6 separate regions of the Homo sapiens genome follow, and all the other regions are linked to region 4. A link is a loop called in an ENCODE intact Hi-C map of the cell type or tissue named here. Cell type or tissue: heart right ventricle. All regions are shown on one strand.

What was found. Peaks named below come from ENCODE experiments on the same cell type or tissue, not always from the same donor. Only the 100,000 strongest peaks of a DNase experiment are listed, where the experiment ranks them.
Region 1: a loop joins it to region 4, with 2.4 times the contacts of the local background. A loop is called at or near these places in 7 of 110 quality-filtered maps.
Region 2: it touches region 4 in a loop (20-fold over the local background); 79 of 110 quality-filtered maps call a loop at or near these places.
Region 3: it touches region 4 in a loop (2.7-fold over the local background); 25 of 110 quality-filtered maps call a loop at or near these places.
Region 5: a loop joins it to region 4, with 10 times the contacts of the local background. A loop is called at or near these places in 78 of 110 quality-filtered maps.
Region 6: it touches region 4 in a loop (4-fold over the local background); 24 of 110 quality-filtered maps call a loop at or near these places.

What each region holds. Positions count from the first base shown.
Region 1 is chr2:40,486,156-40,490,155 of GRCh38, forward strand. It overlaps a transcript of SLC8A1 not described here. Among named protein-coding and RNA genes, the nearest start is that of SLC8A1, 36 kb to the left of the region's middle. In heart right ventricle, CTCF peaks have their summits at 2,020 and 2,221; a DNase peak (open chromatin) is centred at 1,615; H3K4me3 peaks cover 2,346 bases; H3K27ac peaks cover 3,847 bases.
Region 2 is chr2:39,911,977-39,915,976 of GRCh38, forward strand. No RefSeq gene overlaps it. Among named protein-coding and RNA genes, the nearest start is that of SLC8A1-AS1, 3.7 kb to the right of the region's middle. In heart right ventricle, a CTCF peak has its summit at 1,787 (motif pointing right); no DNase peak of the experiment used is centred here.
Region 3 is chr2:40,243,199-40,247,198 of GRCh38, forward strand. The region is part of intron 2 of SLC8A1 (solute carrier family 8 member A1); the gene reads right to left. The region is part of intron 3 of SLC8A1-AS1 (SLC8A1 antisense RNA 1); the gene reads left to right. Among named protein-coding and RNA genes, the nearest start is that of SLC8A1, 210 kb to the right of the region's middle. In heart right ventricle, CTCF peaks have their summits at 1,576 (motif pointing right) and 1,776; a DNase peak (open chromatin) is centred at 1,593; H3K27ac peaks cover 3,194 bases.
Region 4 is chr2:40,552,565-40,556,564 of GRCh38, forward strand. The region is part of intron 4 of LOC101929667 (a long non-coding RNA gene); the gene reads left to right. Among named protein-coding and RNA genes, the nearest start is that of SLC8A1, 100 kb to the left of the region's middle. In heart right ventricle, CTCF peaks have their summits at 2,335 (motif pointing left) and 2,546; a DNase peak (open chromatin) is centred at 2,317; H3K27ac peaks cover 1,639 bases.
Region 5 is chr2:39,918,642-39,922,641 of GRCh38, forward strand. All of the region lies in intron 1 of SLC8A1-AS1 (SLC8A1 antisense RNA 1), which reads left to right. Among named protein-coding and RNA genes, the nearest start is that of SLC8A1-AS1, 3.0 kb to the left of the region's middle. RefSeq lists an enhancer at 1,860-2,519. In heart right ventricle, no CTCF peak of the experiment used is centred here; no DNase peak of the experiment used is centred here.
Region 6 is chr2:40,211,616-40,215,615 of GRCh38, forward strand. All of the region lies in intron 2 of SLC8A1 (solute carrier family 8 member A1), which reads right to left. All of the region lies in intron 3 of SLC8A1-AS1 (SLC8A1 antisense RNA 1), which reads left to right. Among named protein-coding and RNA genes, the nearest start is that of SLC8A1, 240 kb to the right of the region's middle. In heart right ventricle, a CTCF peak has its summit at 1,724 (motif pointing right); no DNase peak of the experiment used is centred here; H3K27ac peaks cover 891 bases.

The DNA.
Region 1 (4,000 bases), 66 kb before region 4:
CGCCTTGTGAAAAAGGTGCCTTGCTTCCCTTTTGCCTTCTGCCATGATTGTAAATTTCCTGAGGTCTCCCCAGCTATGCTGTACCTCTTCCCTTTATAAATTACCTAGTCTCTGATATGTCTTTATTAGCAGCATGAGAACAGACTAATACATGATTAATGTCTTCTGAAAAAATACACTTATGATACAAAAGAAATAATATGCTGTGAAAGAGAGTACTGATATCCTCTGCTTCAGTATGAATATCAAACACAGTAGAACTTATTTCAGCATGCCCTTGGATCTGGATGCTTAATCAGATCAAGTACCCTGAAACACAATTCTGCCATTAGGCAATAAGATATATTCCTCTTTCTAACAAATAATTTTCATACTCCATAGTGTGTTTTATAAACATGACACTCTGTATTTGATTTTTAAAATTGTTACATTTTTTAAAACACACAGATAATATATCAATGAATACAAGTTAGAAAGAATGGGTAGAAAAAGGGAAAATATGTCTAACCACACCATGTTAATGAGGTTTCCTATTAGTAGTATCTTAATATGTTTTTTTTAATTTCTTTTTTTTTTTATTATTATACTTTAAGTTCTAGGGTACATGTGCACAATGTGCAGGTTTGTTACATATGCATACATGTGCCATGTTGGTGTGCTGCACCTGTTAACTCGTCATTTACATTAGGTATATCTCCTAATGCTATCCCTCCCCCCTCCCCCCACCCCTTTGTAGAGACATGGATGAAGCTGGAAACCATCACTCTGAGCAAACTATTGCAAGGACAGAAAATCAAACACTGCATGGTCTCACTCATAGGTGGGAACTGAACAATGAGAACACTTGGGCACAGGGCGGGGAACATCACACACCGGGGCTTAATATGTTTTTATGTAATACTGCCTTTAATAAAGTTGCATCGAATCCCTTTTGAGCAGAAGTTGGTATTGTTTAAATGTCCACTTCATTTTTCAATTATTCAGTCTATAATATGTATGTATAGGAAATGTGCCTGATTACCAAGTCAGCAGTGGTGAAAATCATACTGTTAGGCCTTCCTGAGGAGGTAGCATGTGAGGTAAAATCGGTAAGATGTAGAAATCCATACTTTGCTGATTTACTATTACTTAGATTTTTCTCCTTAATATTTGACATTTTAACACTTTTGGTATCTAATGTGCATTTTTCCTAACAATTCTAGAATTGTATGTTACAGAAGACAGATGATTGAGAGGAATATTTCACATCTCTTGTTCTCTTTTTTAAAAATTCTACAATTAAGACAGAGTCTAATTGGATTTCCTTTATGAAACCACTGTCTCAGAGCTCTTAACTGTCTTCTTAAAAACTGCTTTTGTGAAAGCAATTTTATCAAAGTGGCATATAAAACCTTTACTAATCCTATAGTTTTGGAAAAGATATTTGGATATATTAACACAGTAGTCGGGGGAAAAATAGTGAATTCCTACTCAACAGAGAAACAGCAGCTCTACCAAGATACTTCCTTAAGAATAACCAAAACTGTCTACTCCCACTACTTTAGTGTTCACTGTGACTCCAAGAGAGGGGAACAGGAGTGAAAGAAGCCCATTGCGGAACCTGCTCACTCAGACTGGTTTTCTCACTGCTGCTGAAAAGGCCAAGCTGGGTTGCATACTTGAGAGAACTTAATGGTCAGTCATGGCATTGAAACAGACACATGCTTAATCACTTTTTCATGCTCCAGTAAGTAAATTGTTCATGGACAGATAACACCATTTAATCTCTGATACCACTTCATGGAAAAACGATACTACCAGCCACAGGGAAAGAGAATTTTAAAAATAATCATAAGTGGGGTTAAAAAGTTTAAAGCCAGCTGACTGAATATCTGGCTTTGAGTTTAGCATTAACTTTCAGATAGAAATGAGTATCTGAGTAAAAGTTTACCCTTTTAGAAGCAAGAGCTACTAAAAGGTGGATAGACAGAATACTAAAAGTCTTTGTCCATGTGTGAAATTTCACAAGATGAGATAAACTGCCAGTCCAGCTTTTTCTATAACCACAAGGGGGACACCTTCTGTAGACAGAAAAAAAAAAAAAAGACTGAAACAAAAGTAAAGGATTTTAATGAATAATCCTCCTCTCCCCTCCTGCTAGCTCACCAAGGAAGCTAGTGAAAGACTATAAATGACAGGGAATTACCGTGCCATAGAATTTGGGAGATTCAGGCCCATTCGTATTCTCTCATCTTATTTCACAGATGTGCAGGCAGACCCTCTTGAAACATGATTCCCAAGCTACCCACTTTCTAGTTTGTGTGTGTGTGTGTGTGTGTGCACGCATGTGTGTATTTTAAGCCCATTTAGCACGTGGAGAAAATGAACATGTTCCCTTTTAACTGTTAAAAGGGAAGTCTCATATGACAGTGTGCTTTTGAGCAAAACCAACTCCATGTGTGTTTAAGTGACCAAAGAGTTGGGGGGAGAAAAAGAAAAACAGACATTTTTGTACTAAGCCACGAATCTCCTAATTCTTCCCACCTGAAATCGTCTTGGATTTTAAAGGTTATTTAAATTCACATGAGTTCTTTCTTTGTGCCGTGTTAATATTATATGCAATTTGATTTCTTTGCTTGTCTGAGATTTTTCAGGACTGTGTTTATGTCTTATAATTCTTAATATCTTTATTGAAATAGTTCAGTAGGAGTGAAGAGAGCATATGAAATGCTCTGTGACTGATGTCCATCTTCAGAGAGAGAGACTTACACTGCTACATGAAACTACATACCTGGGACAGAGGAAATTATGTTGGATTTGGAAGTAGAATATCTGTTTCAGAGTCCCACAAGATAATCCTAACTATAGCAACAATCATACTCTAACGATAAGAACTGTCATTGATTGAGTGCTTATTCTGTGTCGGGAACAGCATTAACTACTTTACCAACATTCTGTCATGTAACTGTTGCATCAACCCAAGGAGGCTGTCTGAGTTTCTGTTTTACAGATAGCACAGTGAAGCTTACAGAACAAGAGAAACCTGCCTAAGGTGACACATCGCTAGCAATTTATAAGAGAAACATAATTAATAATCAAGTCTGTCTGCTCCATTTCACAATCTGTAAAACAAAGGTATAATCTACCTCAAATTTTGCCAGGCTTAAATGGGATTACACGAGCCCCGTAAACCAAAAAGCATACGTGCAAACACATGTATTAAGGTGAACATGCCATATAGACGAGGTACAATATCAAAAATAGACTCCACACAAAGCAGGGTGCAAGGCAGAAAAAAGAGAAAGGAACTTTTCTTCCCATGGTCACGGTCTGTGCCTTTTCACCCACCGAAAAGTCTGTTCTCACTTTTCTGACATTCAATGTTACTCACTAGAGATACCAACGCAGTTCTTCCCAGCTGGTGTAACGGGACTGTGACATACTATTAGAAGGGGAGTAGAGTAGAGTTTCACTTTCACTTTGGGATTAGAACACTTTAGTTGGAGAAGGAGAGAAGATAGCAGAAAGCTTGAAGACAAAAGAACAGGCCCACTCAGCTCTCTCCCTTGATAGAGATTTGGTACTTAACCTTGAGGCTTCAGCTCCATCGAGAACCATTAAGTGGCTTCTTGACCACATTCCCTGGGGTTAGTCTCTGAGCATGGGAAAGGATCAGAAGGTTTGCTGCCACAGGAACAATCCCCAAACTTTAGCCAATAAAACACTTTTCTAAATCCCCCCAAGCCAAAACAGTGTCCCCTTATTAAGAAGCCATTAGTCAGATTTTACAACCTGATATGAAGACAGGCAGCCCCCTTACATTCACTTGATGATACACTGCTAACATTTTTACATTGTGTCACTAAATCTGTGTTAAACAAGCACCAAAAACTATCTTTTCCCTCTCCGATCAAAAAACACTCCTGACAATTTCAATGACATTAAGCATATGTAAGATTTTCTTCCACCATGAAACTAGTGAAATTGCGTGGATATCTTACTTATTTTCAAGGAAGCTATG
Region 2 (4,000 bases), 640 kb before region 4:
ATGCAGCCAAGTTTGAAACTCCATGTGTTTTAAGGTCAGTCCCTGAGACTGACTAGGAGATTTGTGATGACTGTGGGCTTGGGAGTAAGATGGTTCTAACTCCTGTTTGGCTGCTTAGGAGTTGTATGATTACGGACAGGTTACTGCCCTTCTCTAAACCTCAAATGATACTGAAAACATGTATTTGTGGGTAAAATAAAATAACCCAAGAAATGTTCCAGCACACTGCCTGGACCTACCAAGTAGTGCCTGGTGGTAGTAATACTTTGTTTCTCAAGCTCATTCTCTGCACAGATTTTCGGTTGCTTCTTGAAACTTTTAAGCATGTGATCTGCTGCCCCTGAGTGAAAGCAAGAGGCTACTATTGGCTCCTAAGTCTCTTTTGAATCATAATGTTATGCCATTTTTATTTGGGACGTGTATTTCTATAAGTGGTTCACAATATTTAGCAATGGAAACAATGGCTTATCTTGGGAGTAACCCAAGCCACTTGGTAATGAGAATAGTTATTTGATGATTTGATAGTTAATATTGGTGTTCTGGAAATGGCCATGTACATATGTTTATAGATGTGTGTTTTCTGTTTTTTGTTTTTTTGGGTAGATGTCACCCTTTCCCCTTATAGCTTGTTTACTTTCCTCACACAGGTGTAGGCAGGCAGCAGCGTTGTTTGAATTAGTCTTTTAAGTGAGTGTTTAATGAAGATGAGTAATTGCTTGCAGCTGCATGTATCTGTAGGGATTTGATTTTCTTCTAGTAGAGAACAAGGTGATTTTCCAGACAACTTTGGAAAGTGTGATCTTGGTTGTCCCCACATACTTGAGAGTGACTGCCTCTTGCACCAAAATGCCATGAAACTTCCTGCTTCCCTCCAGAAGACACCATCCTAGCTGGGGTATAGGCAGCTCATTTTATCTTAGAGAAGGTTTCCCCCTTCAATATAAAAGGTAATCAATGTGGTTTCAAGTGAAGATTATAAACATGAATGGCTCCTTGAGGGTGTGGCACTATGGCCTGATGAATCCTAGATTTGTTTCCACTTTCCCCCTAATTAAGACTGAAGTTTGAACTGCTGGCATGGTTGAAAGTAGATTCTGAGATTTTTTCACTTAGAAACAGGATTTTCTAGAGTCGATCTATGCAGAGACCTTGTAGGGGAAAGAACAGGATTGGCACCAAACATTGGGGTTTAGAAGTCATAAGTAGGACCTAAGAGAGGCAACCAAGGAACCACAGAGTTGAGTGACTGGACTAAGACCCTTAACCAGTGGCAGGGCTGGATTCTAAGTGTGTATCTGAGTTCCTCCAAAGCGTATTCTTTACTTCATACAATTCCCTGAATATCCTCACCTGTGAGGAGGCAGAATCCTTTCATCCCTCAATGGCAATGGAAATGCATGTACGCATCTTACACAATGGGTGTGTTCTTGAAGAGTGGTGAGAAAAATTGCTTTTATAAATCAAATCACATACCATGTTTACAAGGAATATTAATATTTAAAAGGAATTCAATCTTAAATCTTTTTTGAATTCTTGGTAAATGTAGATGTTATTCAAAGTGAGGCTTCGGTGTAGTCATAATCATTAAACTGCTAGCAAATGTTATTCTAATATATTAGTCCATGATACCATAAGATGGATTAATTTTTATTACAAAGTACGATTCTTGATTTTTTTTTTTGGTGAAGTTGTGTTTGATGAGGAAGTGCTATCAAATTACAAAAGGAGAATTGACCAAGCAGGAGAGTTGAGCTCTATCAAGCCAGCTACTTGTTTTATCCACTAGAGGGTAGCATTGGCATTGGAATGACACGTAGACATTTACAGTTTTTCAAATTGAAAGAGCTGCCTGTGAAATGCAGACTATTGCCAAATCTACAATATATTAAATGATTTGATAAACAATTTGATATGACGGAAAACACCACATGATTGTAATTGGATTCTTCTGTATTACTGGGCGATGTACACCCTGAAGGACATTCTTAAGGCCCACTACCTGTGTCTTGTGGGGGTGGTTACTTTGGGCCTCAAGCCAACCATGTGCCATTTGGGACTAAGACCTTTCCTTCTCACCTTTCCAGCTCAATTCCTGCTTTACTTCTCCATTTGCAAATTGTCAGCATGCTGGAGAATCTCAGTGTGAATTACCTTCCCTTTCCTTCAACCTAAAGCCGTACTTACCATAGAAGTTGATTCTTTTAATGAGTCTCTTGAGGAATTCAACACTTGTGACAGGCATTTCTGCTTATCCTCACTAGAATGCTGTGAGGGGCCTGAGGACTGCCGTCCTCATGCCTTTTAACATAGAAAGACAAAGTCCTCATGTCATTTCACATCACCCTTCTGCTTGGTAGTGGAGCCAGGGCTGGATTCTGGTTGTGTTTTGTCTAACTCATCATTGACTGAGTGGTTTCCAGTGCTTAGCAGGGACTTCCTAGGTGTATGACACTTTTTTTTTTTTTTTTTAACTTAGCCCCTCATCCACCACATTGCTACTAGCAGTAACTACAAAACCACCAGACTACAGTAGTAGGTCCGTATACAGAACAAGATATTTAAAAGAGGTTGTTTTATCCAAGAAAGAAGTATTTTTGTTGTTCAAAATATTAATCTGTGAGAGGCACTAACATTCAGACCACAGCAGGCAGCAAACAATGAGCTTGTCTTGGAACTCACAGTTCTCCACCTGGCCTGGTAGCTGTACTACAAACATAGTATGTTCTTAATCGCTTTATGTTCTTTTTTGCATTTTTAGAATTTTTTTGATAGATAATATTTGTATGTTTTGAGATTCATGTGATATTTTGTTACATGCAGAGTGTTGTAATGATCAAACCAGGGTATTAGGATATCCATCACCCCAAATATTTATCATTTCTATGTGTTGGGAACATTTCAAGTCCTCGCTTCTAGCTATTTTGAAATATACCGTATGTTGTTAACTATAGTCACTCTACTCTGCTGTTGAATATAACTTTTTCCTTTTACCTGTATGTTTGTACCCATTAACTAACCTCTCTTCTTTCCCCTATCCCCAACACAGATCCTTCCCAGGATCTGCTATCTATCATTGTACTCTACCTCCATGAGATCAACTTTTTAAAGCTCCTACATGAGAACATGGGATATTTGTCTTTCTGTGCCTGGCTTATTTCACTTAACGTAATTATGTCCACTTCCATCCATGTTGCTGCAAATGACATGATTTCATTCTTTCTAATGGCCCAGTGGTACTCCATTGTGTATATATATATACCACATTTTCTTTATCCATTCATCTGATAATACTTAAGTTGATTTCATAGCTTTGCTATTGTGAATGGTGCTGCAATAAACACGGGGGCCACAGGTATCCCTTTGAAATAATGATTTCCTTTCCTTTGGCTAAATAGCCAGTAGTGGTATTGCTGGATCATAAGATAGTTCCATTTTTACTTTTTTGGAGAAATCTTCATTTTTTTTTTATAGTGGCTGTACTAATTTACGTTCCTACTAATAGTGTCTAAGAGTTCCCTTTTCTCCACATCTTCACCGGCAACTGCTATTTTTTTTGCCTTGTTTCTAATAGTACTTCTAACTGGGGTAAGATGATATTTCATTGTGGTTTTGATTTCATCTACCTGATGATTAGTGATGTTGAGTATTTTTTCATATACCTGTTGACCCATTTACCTGTTGTATGTCTTCTTTTGAGAAATGTCTATGACATTTACTCACTTTTTTATGAGATTATTTGTTTTGCTGTTGAGTTTACTTTAATGTCTACTGATTACTAAGTCCCTTGTCAGATGAATAATTTGCAAATATTTTCTCCCATTCAACAGATGTCTGTTCACTCTATTGATTTCTAGTGTATGCAGAAGTTTTCCAGTTTATTTATTTTTTAGAGACAGTCTTGCTCTGTTACCCAGGCTGGAGTGCAGTCGCATGAATGTAGTTCACTGCAGCCTCCAACTCCTGGGTTCAAGTGATCCTCCCTCCTCAACCTCCCAAAGTG
Region 3 (4,000 bases), 310 kb before region 4:
ATTCATGAAAATAAAGGCCAGGCGTGTAATCCCAGCACTCTGGGAGGCCAAAGTGGGTGGATTGCTTGAGCCTCAGGAGTTCAAGACCAGCCTGGGCAACATGATAAAACCCTGCCTCTACCAAAAATACAAATAAATAAATAAACTGGGCATGGTAGTGTCTGCGGTCCCACCTACTTGAGAGCTGAGATGGGAGGATCACTTGAGCCTAGGAGGTAGATGTTATAGTGACCAAGATCACCCCACTGTACTCCAACCTTGGTGACAAAGTGAGACCCTGTCTCAAAAAAGAGAAAAAGAAAAGAAAGATTTCTCAAGTCTAAGTTCAGTATTTAAGAAAAAATAAAAAGTAACATCATGGCTTTGAGCTTGATTTTACCTCTGTTTTAGACTAAGAAGTCTATTCAAATGGAGCCTATGGCCCTGTAACCTGGCTCTGGGAAAATGAACAAAGGAATGCAACATCACATCAGCACTGTGTATTTTTGGAAGGGTATTGCATTTTTCCTTTGTGGTGGATTGGTCCGTGCACTTGAAAATACATTCACAGTGGGAAGGCACCAACTCTGCTGCACATTTATAGTTGAATCTATTTTTTTTCCTGACAAATATTCAAGTGGGGGAGGAATTCCATGTGAATGCTCTAGTGCCTCCTTCCCTCTGATGAGTCTAAGTGCTAGATAAACAAACATTATTTCTAAAACCTCAAGGGGAATACTTGAAACTGGAGCAACGTAAGAGGAAAAGTGGGCAGAATGGATAGCTTCTAGGGAGACTGTGACATTTCTGAGTAATTACTGAGGGGTCTAGGGTCTGGGGGACAACGCTCCCATCAGCAGCCCTTTTGTTATTAAAAAAAATGAACATCTGAGCAATTTAATGGAAAGTGCTGTGAAAACACAGCTGCAAGCCTTACATTCTTACCAGATCACCTCCTCTAAGCTTTCCTATGTAGAAATTTTGAAGCTTTCCTGGTATCTCCTCACTAGGGGGTTAGGAAGTAAGTAAATACACTGCACTCTTGGTTTAGTGGTGGGAGATACATTAGGAAAGCGTCAGTGCACATGAAGAGACCCACAGGCTAACAGCCATCATTTACTGAGCATCTACTACGTGAGTCTCCTTCTGAGCGTTTCCACATCTATTATCTCTTTAAATTTCCCAACAACACTAAGGTAATGACAGCCTTTCCTGCTGACCTATGAAGGCCAGGCTGGGAGTTGTCCGATGACTTTTCCTGTATAATGTCACCCCAGGGGAAGACGTTACTCTGATTTTTCCACCTCATGTTTTTCCCTGGCAGTTGCTGTGAGAGAATGTTGTTTTTGGAGCTGAGTAGGCAAGTGGTGTGCATGATATGAAAAACCAAAAAAAAAAAAAAAAAAAAAATGCACCAAACCCCACAAACTTTCTGACAGAAAGCACTCGTCAATTTTAGCCTGTCTATGCAATGATCGAGGCCTTTTCCTACTGCTGGATATTTCTAAGTGAGAAGATCCTACCTCAGTTTTCAGCTGGGCTTTAGCTCTGCAAGAAGTGCTGCCCCAGTCAGCCTTGGGGAGATCAGTAGAGGATTAGTTAGCAGAGCAGCCACTGGAGGGCACTCCTGAAATCTAGAGGCTTCTTCCTCCCGAGGAAAGGGTTGCTGGAGTCCCTGCCTGAGACTGTGGGTTTAACAAAGAGAAGGAATGTCTGGGGGATAAGTCCCAGTGCACTCATTCTCTGGAAAAGGTCTGCTGTACATATTTGCCAAGTGATAAGGAACCTAGGAAATCAAAAACCATTTGACAATTTACAGTGTTCAAAGGTAGCTTCCTGACTCTTGAGTTACATAAATGGCTATGTTAAAAATAGGCAGCCAATATAATTGAGCAACCTTAAATGGCCTAGGATATGTACCATATGTGATAGCCATGAAAATAATCAAAAGAATAATTCAGTATAAATTAGGAATCATTCCCACTCCAGTGGACTCAGTCTTATGGAAGTGGCACATAGGAGAAACTTGGGATTCTGTGATTTGTGCTGTTCATGTACAGGTCTCTCTCTCCCTAGTGAAACTCAGCTCTTTAGTTTGGGAGCCTATACCGGATCTCTCTGATATCCCTCTCCAGCTCTAAACATATACTACGTAGTCACACTGATTGTCCGTTAAATACATTCAAGTCGTTATTTTCCTTATGACAAAATTCACAGTGAAAGGCCACGTGTCCACCAGAAGAATAAGGTGCAAATCTAAAGTGGGTTAGTGGCATTTTCTCAGGACAGAGTGCATGGGAGGACAACATAGCAATCCTGGAAGTTGACAGGGTAAAACTTTTGGACACTCTGACTCTGTGCTGTATGTACCTGTTTGCTTCTGCTTTGAAAATAACTAGTAATATACAAGATCCACTTGAACCACTGAATTTAGCAAAATCAGGCCAAACCAGACGTCTTTGCATTAATATTGTCATTTTGTTTTATATTACTTAAAAAGTCAAACTTTTTTTTTTTTAATCATTCCTTCTCTTGACTATCTGCTGCTCTCCTGTGATGTATATTGTGAAAAACACATTTTAAAACCAAGACAGATATCTCAAGATAGACATCATGTTCAGTTTCTAAGCTACAATTAAATCTCGTAGAATGGTAAGAGGTTTATATCAGACTGTTGACTGCTTTATATACATTACTTTCATTCGAGACTCATTTCATGGATGAGGAAACTGATGTTTACATAAGTCAAGGAACTTGACCAAGGTTACATAGTTATAAGAAGCTGAGCTAGGACCCTACAGGTCCATCTCAGAGACCTATGATGTTAATCATTATGCCATATGACCTGTCTTAGACTAGTTTAAGAAATAGCTTCTCAATTAACCTCTCTTCTTTTAAAAGTGTTCATAGGTTTTAATTCCTTTTTTTTCTGCTTAGGCAATACTTAATTTTTAAACTGTGCACATAGAAGATGAAATGGAAAAATGTATTCCAGATGTAGGTTTTATAGTTGCACATCTTGGATATGGTTGGTTACACATACACTACAAGCATGTGGTACACATCTATCTCATTTTTACTTTAGAAATACATTCTCAACAGGGGAAACTTGAAATACGCAAACTGTGGTCCTGATTCCACTTCAAAACGTCTGCTTTTATTGGGTTTACCCTGCAATCATGCAACTTTTGGCCAGAGTCAAATAGGGCAACTAAATTTTTTTCTTGAGTTTTACTTGGTATGGTTCACTGTAAATGCTTCCAACTAGTCCTAAAGACAGACTTTGTTCATTTGTTCTTCTATGAGTTTTATTCAGCAGAACCTTGGATAACAGCAGCTTAGCCAAACACTGTGGGGTAATCACTCTGCTCAGGACTGATTCCTGTGCAGTCAGTTCTTCTGCACATCTTGCCTTCAAGGTCTGCCAGCTGAATGCACTGTGTTTCCAACATTGCCCTCCAAACAGACCTTTCATAAGGAAAAGTCACTGCTACTTCATTAATTCCAGAAGATGGATGGTGAAGTCATATTGCTTTGATATGCTTTCAGACTCAGGCTGTTCATGGGAAGCTAGAACTCTCTGAAACAGAAAAGTTTTTAAATTCTGGCTACTTTTTCATAGGATTCTATTATGACACCTCAGAGGAATTTTTTTTATTTAAGTCTGTCATTTTAAAGGAAAATGGTTAGATGTGACTAGGGCTGTGAAAACACAGTAGCTACCAGTGCCTGGCAAAGTTTGTACTCTAACATATTTCTGCTAAAAAAAAAAAGAATATTTTCCATTATTGCCTTGGATTCTTTCATCTTTTCTTACATGTTAAGAAACTTAATATCTGAAGAGTGAGAAATAGCCATTTTAGTGTGAAATCATGCTGGGGTGGAAAGGCCAGCATATTTCTTATAGATTAGTATTATAGGAGAGTTTGGCCATTTTCCTGGGCAGAAGCAAGGAGTTGGCACCTTGGAATCAACTCTTAGCCATCTGAAGGCTTTGAGCCTTGGTGAGTTTTCCAACCAC
Region 4 (4,000 bases):
CAATGCTAATGGGCATCTATTGTAATACCAGCTGATTCTACCATGTTCACTTTAATTTTTGGTTCAACAATCATTTTTCAAATGGCTTCGATATTTGTATGATTCCCAGCTATTCTAGATGATCACAGCGTAACTTAGCTTTTGATTTAAATGTCATACATGAGGAATACTTGCAAAGTATTAATTGGTTAAATTTTAGTGGTTATTTTTCAATAACCATTAATTCATTATCTTTTTTGTTATGGATAGTTCACCTATAATATTCTCAGTGAAGACCATATCCTATTAATTAATTTAGCTTTCTAAAAACATTATTGATCTGGAATTCCAGGGAAGAAAATTTTGTGAAAGAGATGTCTTATCATTTTAAAAGCCTTTCTTCAGTCTCCATTGTCCAAAAGCAAAGTTATATTGGAGAACAAATTGTACAGTAAATGTTTTCATGTTTTCCTTGTGATCTAACATGTATAAATTTAAAACTCACACACAAACATTATGCACTACAGATGATTAAAAATAAAGAGTCTAGAGAATAATGTGTGATCTTACTTTCTTTAGTGTATGTATTTGTGTCAATACCACTGGCTGAGCGGTATACAATTTCACTTTCCTTTAGCTCCACAGTAAACTCAAGATCATTTCTAGGTGCTTCTCAGCTTTTCCAGCTCGTGTGGAGCTATAGAAGGGAGGGTAGAATGTTTCTGCTTCAACAGGGATTTTTCCCAATCCACACTGAATGAAATATCCATGTGTCTAATAGTTCATTTATTAATCTTTGTTCTGAGTTCTTTTTACAACTAGAATTTTTAGTTCCTCAGCACAGTCCAGCAAGTCTCATTTCTAATGAAATAAACCTTAACTAAATGCATTTGACTTTCTGTCAGGTAAAAGTTAAGAACACGAAGTTAGTCCTAGACTCTTCTCAAGGAGCCTTCAGACCACTGAGTGAGAAGGATATAAATGATCAATTTCATTAAAGCACAGTAAGTGCCATAATAACACAGAAGAGGAAAAGACACATGCTGCTTAGAAGAGTAATAAAAGAACACCCCCAAAATTACACACGATTTCAGCTTTGAAAGATAATTAGCAGTTAGCTAGGAAAAGAAAATGGTGACTGTATGCAAAGACACACTGGCAGATTCAGAGATCATGTGGAATTCAGAGTGGTTAGATCAGGACATTTATCAAGAAGCGGTGGGTGGAGGGAGGATTCTGAAAAGTTTAATGAAAGTCTGATCTTGAAGGTTTTTATTCTCTAAGGACTTTGGACTTGATTCTGTCGGTAATAAGGCAGTAAAAGGAAATTTAAAGCAGAAGTGATTTGTGAATATCTGTTTTTTATGAAGTTATTTTTAGCATATGAGGATTAATTAGGAATCAGTAGCAGGTAAAGGAGTACGAAAAAAGAGATGTTCCTAGCCTTGGAGAGAAGATGGAGAAGAGGATTAATGCTTGCCAGATGTTCATGAAATGTATTTGACAGGGCTTGCTATTGGTTGGGCTTAAATTGTGAAGGGGTTTGCTTAGGAGGTTAACTTTGAAGTACCTGAAATCACTAGGGGTAATTAACAAATCACTATAAATTCATGCTTGGCGTTTGAGAGAGAGTTGAAGTAACACTGATATACTAGACAAAGTGCAGAGTGGTTAGAATGAAAATATAAATTAACCAAAGGCAAAAGTGCAATGGCAGGGTTTTCATTGTCAGATTGTAGAAGGTGCTATCTTTAGTAGAATTCTCCACTTTCGCAGTTTAGTAGGATTTCTACAGGTTCAACTGAATGAATTATCTTCTGACTCATCCAATATAAATTATATTTTACATGCCCTTTGAATCTCTGAGAAGTGGCTTAATTGGTAGTATATTATCCTTTTTTATTTTTAAAGACATCGAGGTATTAGAACAGTAGTGATATGTTTCTTCATAATAATAACAGTAGTGATTACTAATTACCTTGAAATGTTAACTAGAAGTACAATGCTAAGGGTTATATTTACAGTTCTATAAAGTAAGAACAATTCATAGCCTTATTTTATTACAGATGAAGAAAATGAAGCTTGGAGAGTTCCAAAACTAGGATTCAACTTTGGGTTTCACGTCTCCAAGATCTCATGCTCTACACCAGCGGTTTTGAAATGTTACTGATGCCTAGATCCACCTAGAGATTTTGGCTTAATTGCCGTGAGTGAAACTCAGTCCTAAAAGCTCCCCTGATAATTCTAATTACAGCCAGACACGCAAACCACCTTTTCAAACCTTATCACTTCACTGTCTTCCACTTTGGAAGATACCATCACAATCACAATCTCAATGGCTCCCCCTGGAGCTCAATGCAGATAGTGCACTATGGAGTTGCACAGTGTGGCAGCTGTGCCTAAACACATTCACCCTCTGGAAAACCCTCAAATCCAAGAGTTTGAATAAGTATAATTAATGTAAAGCCCTTCTTTATACTAAAAAAATGAGAGTCTGGAAAAATTTTCTAACTTATTAGGATTATGTAAAAGTTTTTATCATATTGTTTTTATATTTATCAAGAAAAGATATAATCAATATATTTGATTGAATACAGGTATAACCAATAAAAAATCACAGAGTGAGAATATTTTAATTTTTGAAATGGAGGGCAATGTCATGATGTGACTATTCATAGCTATTTTGTTAGAGGATGATAGAAATGATACAACCATGAAATGAGGGGGGTAGAATGAACTGCCGATCTCAAAACGTGCAGTTTTCTCACTGCTTTGGAAAACCTCTGGCTTTACTTACTCGTGTGAGGACTTCACAGAGCTCCTGGCCAACTAGAAGGGGCCAAGAACCTATCCAAAAATAACAAAATCAAGGAAGAGGTAGGACAGTGCTAGGCTGAAGGTCTAGACAGAGTCAGCTCTGTTATGGTGCTGGGAGGGTGCAGTGTGATCCTGGAGACCATGAGAAAAGTTTTATGAATGAAGGCAGTGGGAATGCAAGGAGAGCAATACAAACAGTTGTTCTTATGGAAAGAGAATGGGCATTGGAGATAGATCAGTCTACTCTCATACTTCACTAGCTGTGTGATCTTAGGTCAAATCATTAACAACTCTGAATTTCAGTTTGCTTTTCTATAAAAAGAGGTGGTAATGAACTTATAAATGTGAAAGTACCTAACCCAGAACCTTGTTACTGATTTTTTTCTCCACATTGGCTTCAGCTGAAAGACAGTGGTAGGGAAAGCAGGAAGCTCCAGGGAACAGCAAGGTGGTGGTGGTGGTAAATCAAAGAGAAGGTGAAAATGAGGTGGGCTAGAAATGGAACAGTTTCAAGAACAGACACACACAGTCAATTCCACTTGCTTGCAAACGAAAAACCACCACTGTAACGCAGCAGCCTCTTATCCATCCGGGGTTAATTCAGCTTGCCATGCTTTTGGCAGGATGGGCTGGATGCTCTGTAGGGTCCCCTCAAAAAGAGCACAGGCTACAGTCACTTCATTTTCTAATGCTGCTGCGTGAGTTTTCATTTAATTAAGAAGGCTAACCTTTAGAATGACAGTTTATTTATTTTTTCTTCCTTTAGCTAGTTTACTATGATCCTAATGCAAGCTGAAAATGTGATAGTAAAGAGGCCCAAGGTTTCACTGATAAGGCTAACGTGTTGTTTCTGTATTTACAGAAAAAATATTAATAGGCATATTTATAGATGCATAAGCCAAAATTCCTTTCAGATAAATCTGATCTTAAGTTGGTGGGAACAGTAGGAAAGGAAAGATAAGCCCTGGAGGAGTATATATCAAAAAGACATCCCATATACTAAATAACTGAGGCCCTAACAACACATGTGCTTGTAATTAGCTGTATTAAAAGCATGTAAAGTTAGATTCTTACTCAATCCTCTAAACCTCTGGATATGGAGAAGTAGCTACTTAAAGCCTCTGTTGTGCACAGTGTCTGCGGTGCTCTCTAGACAGAATGGCCAAATGAACCAGAGAGAAAGGGGAGAGTGACCCGTTATGGT
Region 5 (4,000 bases), 630 kb before region 4:
TTCATTTTATTGATTTTTTTATATTGTTTTTGGTCTCTTTTGTTTAGTTCTGTTCTAATTTTAAAATTTATTTCCTTCTACTTGTGTGTTTGGTTTTTCTTTCTCTTTTAGTTCCTTGAAGTGCATTGTTAGATGGCATATTTGAAATCTTTCTACTTTTTTGATGTAGGCATTTAGTGCTGTGTACTTCCATCTATATCCCATAGGTCTTGGTATACTGTATTTCAAGATATTTTTTGATTTGCTCAATTTCTTCATTGATCCAGTGGTCATACTGGAGCATGTTGTTTAATTTTCATGTATTTGCAGTTTCCAAAGTTTCTCTTGTTATTGCTTTTAGCTTTATTCCATTGTGGTCTGAAAAGATACTTGATGTGACTTCCATTTTTAAAAATTTGTTGAGGCTTGTTTTGTGGCCTAACATATGGTCTATCCTGGAGAATGTTCCATGTGTTGGTAAGAAGAATGTGTATTCTGCAGCTGTTGGATGAAATGTTCTATAAATGTCTGTTAGGTCATTGAATTATTCATTTCCAGAATTTCTGTTTGATTATTTTTTATGATATCTCTTTGGTAAATTTCTCATTCATATCCTAAACTGTTTTTCTGATTTCTTTGTATTATTTACCTGTGTTCTCTTGTATCTCATTGAGCTTCTTTAATTATCTTGAATTATTTTTCCAGGATTTTTGTAAGTTTTTTTCATTGTAATCTGTTGCTAGATAATTATTGTATTTCTTTGGAGGTGTCATATTTTCTTATGATTTTTGTGTCCTCACATTGATATCTGGTGCATCTGGAGTAACAGCGGCTTCTTCTAATTTTTTGGATTTGCTTTCTTGGGAGGACTTCTCCTGAAGATGTATCTATGGTGTTGGTTGGTTAGGGCACTTTGGCTTTGATTCTGGGTGCATGCAATGGTCTAGTCTCTGTATAATTTCTTTGCTTGTAAACAGTGTCAGTGGTGTCTGATTTCCTTAGTGGTTTAGGGTGCAGTCATTAGTAGAGGCTGTGGTGAAGATTTGCTGGGGATGAAGACACCAGCTGTGTCAGTCCTCATCTGCAGTGATGACAGTAGTAGGTGGAACATGCCTGTCCTTGGGCAACAGGGCAGTGCACGTGCCAGCACCAAGTGGTTCCAGGTAGGCTGATTCTTGGGCCTCCAGATGGCTTACTCAGGTGAAGACAGCAGCAGCAGCAGCAAGGGGCCAGGCAGGCTGGTGGGCCCTTGGGACCCTGGACAGCAGGCATGGTATGAGTGATGGCAGTAGTAGTGGCAGGAAAACCCTCTGCCTCCCCAGCTGTCTGTACTGGTGTTGGTGGGGGCTGTGATGTGCTGGGTGGGCCAGTCCCCAGGCCCACAGGTGGTGCATACAGGTGGGTTCCAGCTGTGATGATAGCCGCAGGCTGGGTGGGTCTATCCTTAGGCCCTTGTTAAGAGTACTCAGGTGCCAACAGTAGTGGATGGGGTGGGGCAATCCCCAGTCCACTGAACAGCATGCTTGAGCACTAGGGGGCATGGAGCCAGGCTGGATGGGTCTGTCTTTGGGGCTCCCAGTGGCGCATATGGGCAAGGGCTGTGGCGGGCAGAGCTGGGTGATCGCCAACCCCCCAGTGTAGTGCTCAGGTGATAGTGGCAGTGGTGGATGGGGAAGCCTGTCCCAGTGTGCATGCAAGTGGCTGCAGCCCTGCTGATGGGAAAGTGAGGTTGCTGTCAGTGGCAGCAGCTGTAGGCAGGCAGTTGAGGAGCTTGTGTTTTGGCCACAGGTGGGGCTGTGGGTGTGGGAGCTTGTCCTCAGTTCATATGTAAACGCACAGCAGCACCATTGCTGGGGCTGGCAGGGTTGTTGCCCACGGCTTGCTTTTCAGCCCAGTGGCAGCAGCCAGCAACGGTGGTGGCTGTAGGTAAGAATCTGTCCTCAGGGTGTGTGCAAATGTGTGTCAGCCCCACTGCCAGGAGTGATGGATTGCTGCCTGTGGCTCATGCTTCAGGCCTGATGGCAGCAGCTAGTAAGGCTGCGGGTGGAGGATGTCAGGGGGCCCCAAAGATGTGGAGATGCAAGGGCTGTTGAGCCCCGGGGCAGGATGCAGGTGGGTGGGGGTTGGGCTCTCAAAATAGTATTCTGCTTAAGCTCCTTAGGTCTGGGGCAGGTGTGGGATCCAGCCTCAGCTTTGTTTCTGGAGAAAAACTTTGTGCTGTCTCCTTGGAGCTCCCTAAGTTAATCTCAGGGCCTGGAAGGTCAAGGGCTCTCCTGTCACTGAGATCGCAGGAGTCTGTGGTGGGAATGTGGACCTTTTGGGGATCTTTCACTTACCTTTCCCTGCACTGGGCAGCCTCTCTGGGCTCCTCTCTCCTTCCTTATTTTAGGTGTTTGCTGTCACTTCTCTATTAAATTCCAGTGCCCTCTCTTAGATGATCCATTTAAAGTGTGAATATCTACTCATTTTGGTTTTTTATGGAGGAGGTGAGATGTCTCTAGTAATCCATCTTGAAGCCCCTCCCTTTACATTGTATTTCCTAACGTCCAAGGGTCTCTGTTTCCTTTTTGTTTAGAGAACTTCCTTTTGCTATTATTTTAGAGTATATCTGCTGGTATAAACAACAAAACTCCTTTACTTGTTTTCATCTGAGAGTATGTTGATTTTTTCCCCTTCATTCTTAAAGAATCTTTTTTCTGGGTATGGAATTCTGGGTTAAATTCTTTTCTTTCATCACTTACTTTTAGCCTCCATGGTTTCTGATGAAAAATCTGCTGTCATTGACATTTCCTTTTTCCTAGAATTAAGGTGTTATTTTTCTCTTGCTGCTTTCAAGATTTTTTTGTCTCTAACTTCAGAAATTTAAGTGTGATGTGTCTTGGTATTGGACTCTTGGATTTAAGTTGCAATTTACTTAGTTTTTTGAATTGGTAAATTTTAATCTTTTCTTAAATTGGTGGAGTTATGGGCTATTGCTTCAACTTCACAAGTATTTGTTGGGCACTCCTTATGTTTGACACTGTACTAGACTACGGATGATGATGAAAATTTAAAATCATGGGTTGAGATATTAAGAACTGACATGCACTTTCCACAAGAAGAAAAGGTGAAATAATGCAGGGAACATTGGGCTGTCAGTGGGAGAGCAGAGATCTACTTCTCTTGGCTCTTCTCCTACCTCTGTGACATTGGGTAAACAAATGAATCTCTCAGGATTACGCTCTGTAATATGAGGGAGTTGGATTAAGTACTCAGTTTAGCTCTACATGACTTCAGAGGAAGAAAGAGGTAAGTTTGGTTTGGTCTGGTCTGGGAAGGCTTTATAGAAGAGGCTGAATTGAAGACAGGCCTCACATGACTGTTAATTGATACTCTCTTCTTCCACCTTCAGGACACTTTAAGATAGACAAATCTGAATGAAAACACCCCAGAAGGGAGAATTATTGGCTCAGGACTAGGCTGGCACTGCTGGTAGCCAATCTTTTTTGCATGTTTGCCGGGCCTGCTGCTTGTCCACTCATTGCACCCCCACATACCCTGCCCCCTCATGCTCTTCTCCTGTCTTTTTCCAGAATGGCTTCTTCCATCTTTCCTACTTCTTCACATTCTGAAAATTCTGCAATACTTATCTTAGGGCCTTCTTCTATTACCCTGTTCTGTTTTAACTTTCTAATTATATTTCAAGCTTCTGGAGGGCACAGACCATATCTTCTACTTACTGAAGTCCTAGAAGGGACTTAAAAGATCCCTGAGAGAAGTGCTCCCCTAGCTGATTATTGGTATCACCTGGGAGCTTTTTAAGGCTCCATCTTAACATAATCAAATTTTGCTTGTGTTTGGGGGTAGGGGAAGAGTGGGTCAAGGGTGTGTGAGAATAAGCTATATTTTAGTTTTTTTTTTGTTCTTTAACACTTACTGTGCAAAACTAATATGGTACCCCCTTATATGTTTGGATTGGCATCTATTGTATACATCTTCCTTGTTCTTCATTCAACATAGGACTCTATGGTTTCTACCACTT
Region 6 (4,000 bases), 340 kb before region 4:
AGCAGACCCTGTGAAGTTATGGAAGTGAAATGAATGGATCCTGAAGGTATTTCAAATGGTTTGGACTATCAGGGCCAAAAAAGAACTTCTGGAAATCTGGACTTGGACAAAATCAGTCATCCTTAAGGGGCTGGATTCAGCAAAGAGGTAGATGAAAAACCCAGGTTCTAGGGTCCTCTTTTATTTCATGGGAGTGATACAGAATCCGGATCACTTTAGAAATAAAGCAAAATAATTTTTCTGAAGATGTGAACAGTGAAGTGATGTGTCTGTCACACACTAAAAACATAAAAGATGATGCATGAATAAAATAGGGAACAGCATCACTAGTTAATGCCCACATAATATCATAATTCTATACCTAATCCAAATTTGATGAACAAAATATATTTAGAGCATAAATAAAACATTTTCAATTGTTCATAATATATTCTCCAATGCACTGTATTTGTCTTGGTTTGAAAAATCCATAAAGATTTTATGTAATTTAAATAAGCAATGAAGAGAGGAAGAGGAGGAAAAGGATTTCAATATGGCCCAGAGAGAGAGACAGAGAAAGAGACATAAATCCCAGTTAATCTAAGGGAAGACTTTTAAGTCATAGTTCCTCATTCTGGCGACTTATCTGTTACTTATTTCCAGGTGCTAAACAGAAGAGATGCAATATCTTTTTTTTTTTTTTTTTTCCTGAGACAAGTCTCGCTTTGTCGACAGGCTGGAATGCAGTGGTGCGATCTTGGCTCACTGCAACCTCTGCCTCCCGGGTTCAAGCGATTCTCCTGCCTCAGCCTCCCATGTAGCTGGGACTACAGGTGTATGCCACCATACCCAGCTAATTTTTGTATTTTTAGTAGAGACGGGGCTTCGCCATGTTGGCCAGGATGGTCTGTATCTCCTGACCTTGCAACGTGTCTGTGTGGTCCTCCCAAACTCCTGGGATTACAGATGTGAGCCACCATGCCTGGCCGAGATGCAATATCTTGAAGGCATCAGGGATCCTGTTGTTTCTCTTCAGATCTATAAATCTGCTGCCTTCTGAAGGCATTAGGAGCACCTCAAAGAAAGCAAGATGGAGCATTAACAAGTGAAGACTCTTCTTCTTTTCTTTTCTTTCTTCTTGCTTGCTCTTTTCTCTTTCTGCATCAACAATTTCAAATTCTTGGGCAGAGTATTGCTTGAACTCAGAGTTCCTGTTTGTGCAACAGTGCTGCCTTCTGCTATCAGCCACATGTAGACTTAGTTGAGGAGTCCTATGTGTAGATTCATAAATTTAGGGCAACAAAGCATGTGTGTGTAGGGGGGTTGGGCAAGAGAGCTAAGGCTAAGTCAGGGCCAGAAGTTGCCTGTAAGTAGCTCTGTAAAGCACCCATGTCTGATTTGTGGAGGTGACATCATCATTAGCTGCAGATCAATACTGACCAGAATTTAAGGTACTATGCCATAGCTTTAAGTCTTCATAATTTAAAGATGACTAAGTTGTCTCTTCTCTGTAGGTCTCTACTTTGAGTTAGATGACTTCAGAAATGATCACACATTTCATGTCAAATTTCCAGGCCTCAAATTCCTGTTCCCAGTGATATGAGTACCCACAGATAATTCACTGGTAAGATCACCGAGTGACCCAGGAATGAAACCTACCATTGAAGATGTTTATTTAGAGCTGTATCCACTGTCCACAGCCAAGGGAAATAGCCTTTTCTAGACTGGATATATTTGACCAGTAGATGGAGTAAGTGGATCCCAGAACCACCAACTAACCACCCAGAACCTGCTGATCAATGCTGTTGTCTTTCAATATTCTATCAAAAAGGGACAATGCCATCACCAGCAACTAAATCTTGAGCTTAAGGTGCATCTTCGGCAGGTGAATGTCATGTGTGACAGTTGCTCATGGATGAATGAATAACCGAAAGGGGCACCAGCAGTAGCAAAGTACTAAGATACTGAGGAAACTTGGGGTACTTAACCAAAGTCCCTTCATTTCTTCACAATTATGCTTAACACCAACCAGCCCAGCATCTGACAAACAATCCCAAGGACATTTTTTCCCCCGTCATCTCAAATATTTTTTCAAAAGTGATCATTTTACTCTGTGTTTTGGTAGAAGGGGCGAAGTCCACTTTGCAGCTGGTACAACAGAAACTAGAGCTGCATCAATTCTCTCACACTGCCAAGCCTTTCTTCTGGCAGAAGCGCTGGGGATATTACACTGGGGATAATTCATCAAGCTTGCTTTGGGTGTTCCAAATTTGCAAGCTGTGGCTAATTTCCAGAGACTTCAGGGCAATAATCTCTGCTTTCCTAAAAGAAAAACAGTAACCACACCACCTTTCAATTAAATGGGTCATGGAAAATGAATAGCCACAGATGATCACAGATATTCAGAAATCCTCAGAAAACCTAAGTGTGTAGCCAGTGGTAGAAATGATGACTGTGTGGCTGAAGAAGTCCCATTTGATGAGGGCTAGGAATCTGGCATCTGCGTCTGCCTCCACATTTGTTTCTCCCCATACATTTTCCATGTATGAATATGCACACACATGCACATGTGAAGCCTCACATGTTCAAGACCAAAACATATTGCTGGATATTAACAAAAGGAATTATAGCCTCTTCAGCTATGAATCAGGTGAAGTTTTCCTCACAGTCTCTGGAGTCTGCTTTGCCCACAGAAAAGCAGACTTCCTTCCCAGGTCAGTAAGCCATGCTGGAGAGTTGCCCTCAACCCCGCAACTCTCCCCAAATATATCTGCTGTCTTTTATGCTTTCCAGGCCCCGTGTTCAGAAGTTGTTTAGCAGATCATTTCTTTGTACACTATCTTTTTTTTTTTTTTTCCTCTTTTCTGAGATGGAGTCTTACACTGTCTCCTGGGCTGGAGTGCAATGGCGCAATCTTGGCTCACTGCAACCTCCGCCTCCTAGGTTCAAGTATTCTCCTGCCTCCGCCTCCCGAGTAGCTGGGATTACAGGTGCCCAACACCACACCTGGCTAATTTTTTTTTTTTGTATTTTTAGTAGACACGGGGTTTCGCCAGGCTGGTCTCGAACTCCTGACTTCCTGATCCGCCTGCCTTGGCCTCCCAAAGTGCTGGGATTACAGGCGTGAGCCACTGCATCCGGCCTGTTTGTTTGTATATTATCTTAACTCATATAATGGATCAGTATTTTTTTGAGAATTTCCAGGCCAACATTCAGAAGAATAACATATGGTAGGCATTTTAAGCAATTAATGGATAAAGGAAGGGATATTTGAGGGCTGTCTCATCCCAAACTACCTTAGTTTTTTACTCTGGATTTTCCTTTCTATGGATATGTCAATGATTTTACCGGATCAATTCTCATGGAGCAGTGGACTAGTTTGGGATGGTCCCTACTTTCAATTTCAGGAACACTGTAAAGTCAAACAGAACCTTATGAGTTTTATATTTGCTAGTTCTTTTTGTGCTATGTATTTATTATATGTGTAATTTAATAGTTTCAATTCTTTTCTCTGCTAAAGTATTTATGAGTTGTAGCACAGAGAAAGAGCTCAATATATGCTAATTATTATTATTAATATTATTATCTTTAGAGATAGGATCTTACTCTGTCTCAGGCTGGGGTGAAGTGGTGTGTTCATGGCTCACTGCAACCTTGAACTCCTGGACTCAAGCTATCTTCCTGCTTCAGCTTTCCTAGTAGCCGGGTCTAAAGGTACACACTGCTATGCCCAACTAATTTTTTAAAAAATGTTATGTAGAGGCCGGGCGCAGTGGCTCACGCCTGTAATCCCAGCACTTTGGGAGGCCGAGGCGGGTGGATCATGAGGTCAGGAGATCGAGACCATCCTGGCTAACAAGGTGAAACCCCGTCTCTACTAAAAATACAAAAAATTAGCCGGGCACGGTGGCGGGCGCCTGTAGTCCCAGCTACTCGGGAGGCTGAGGCAGGAGAATGGCGTGAACCCGGGAAGCGGAGCTTGCAGTGAGCCGAGATTGTGCCACTGCAGTCCGCAGTCCGG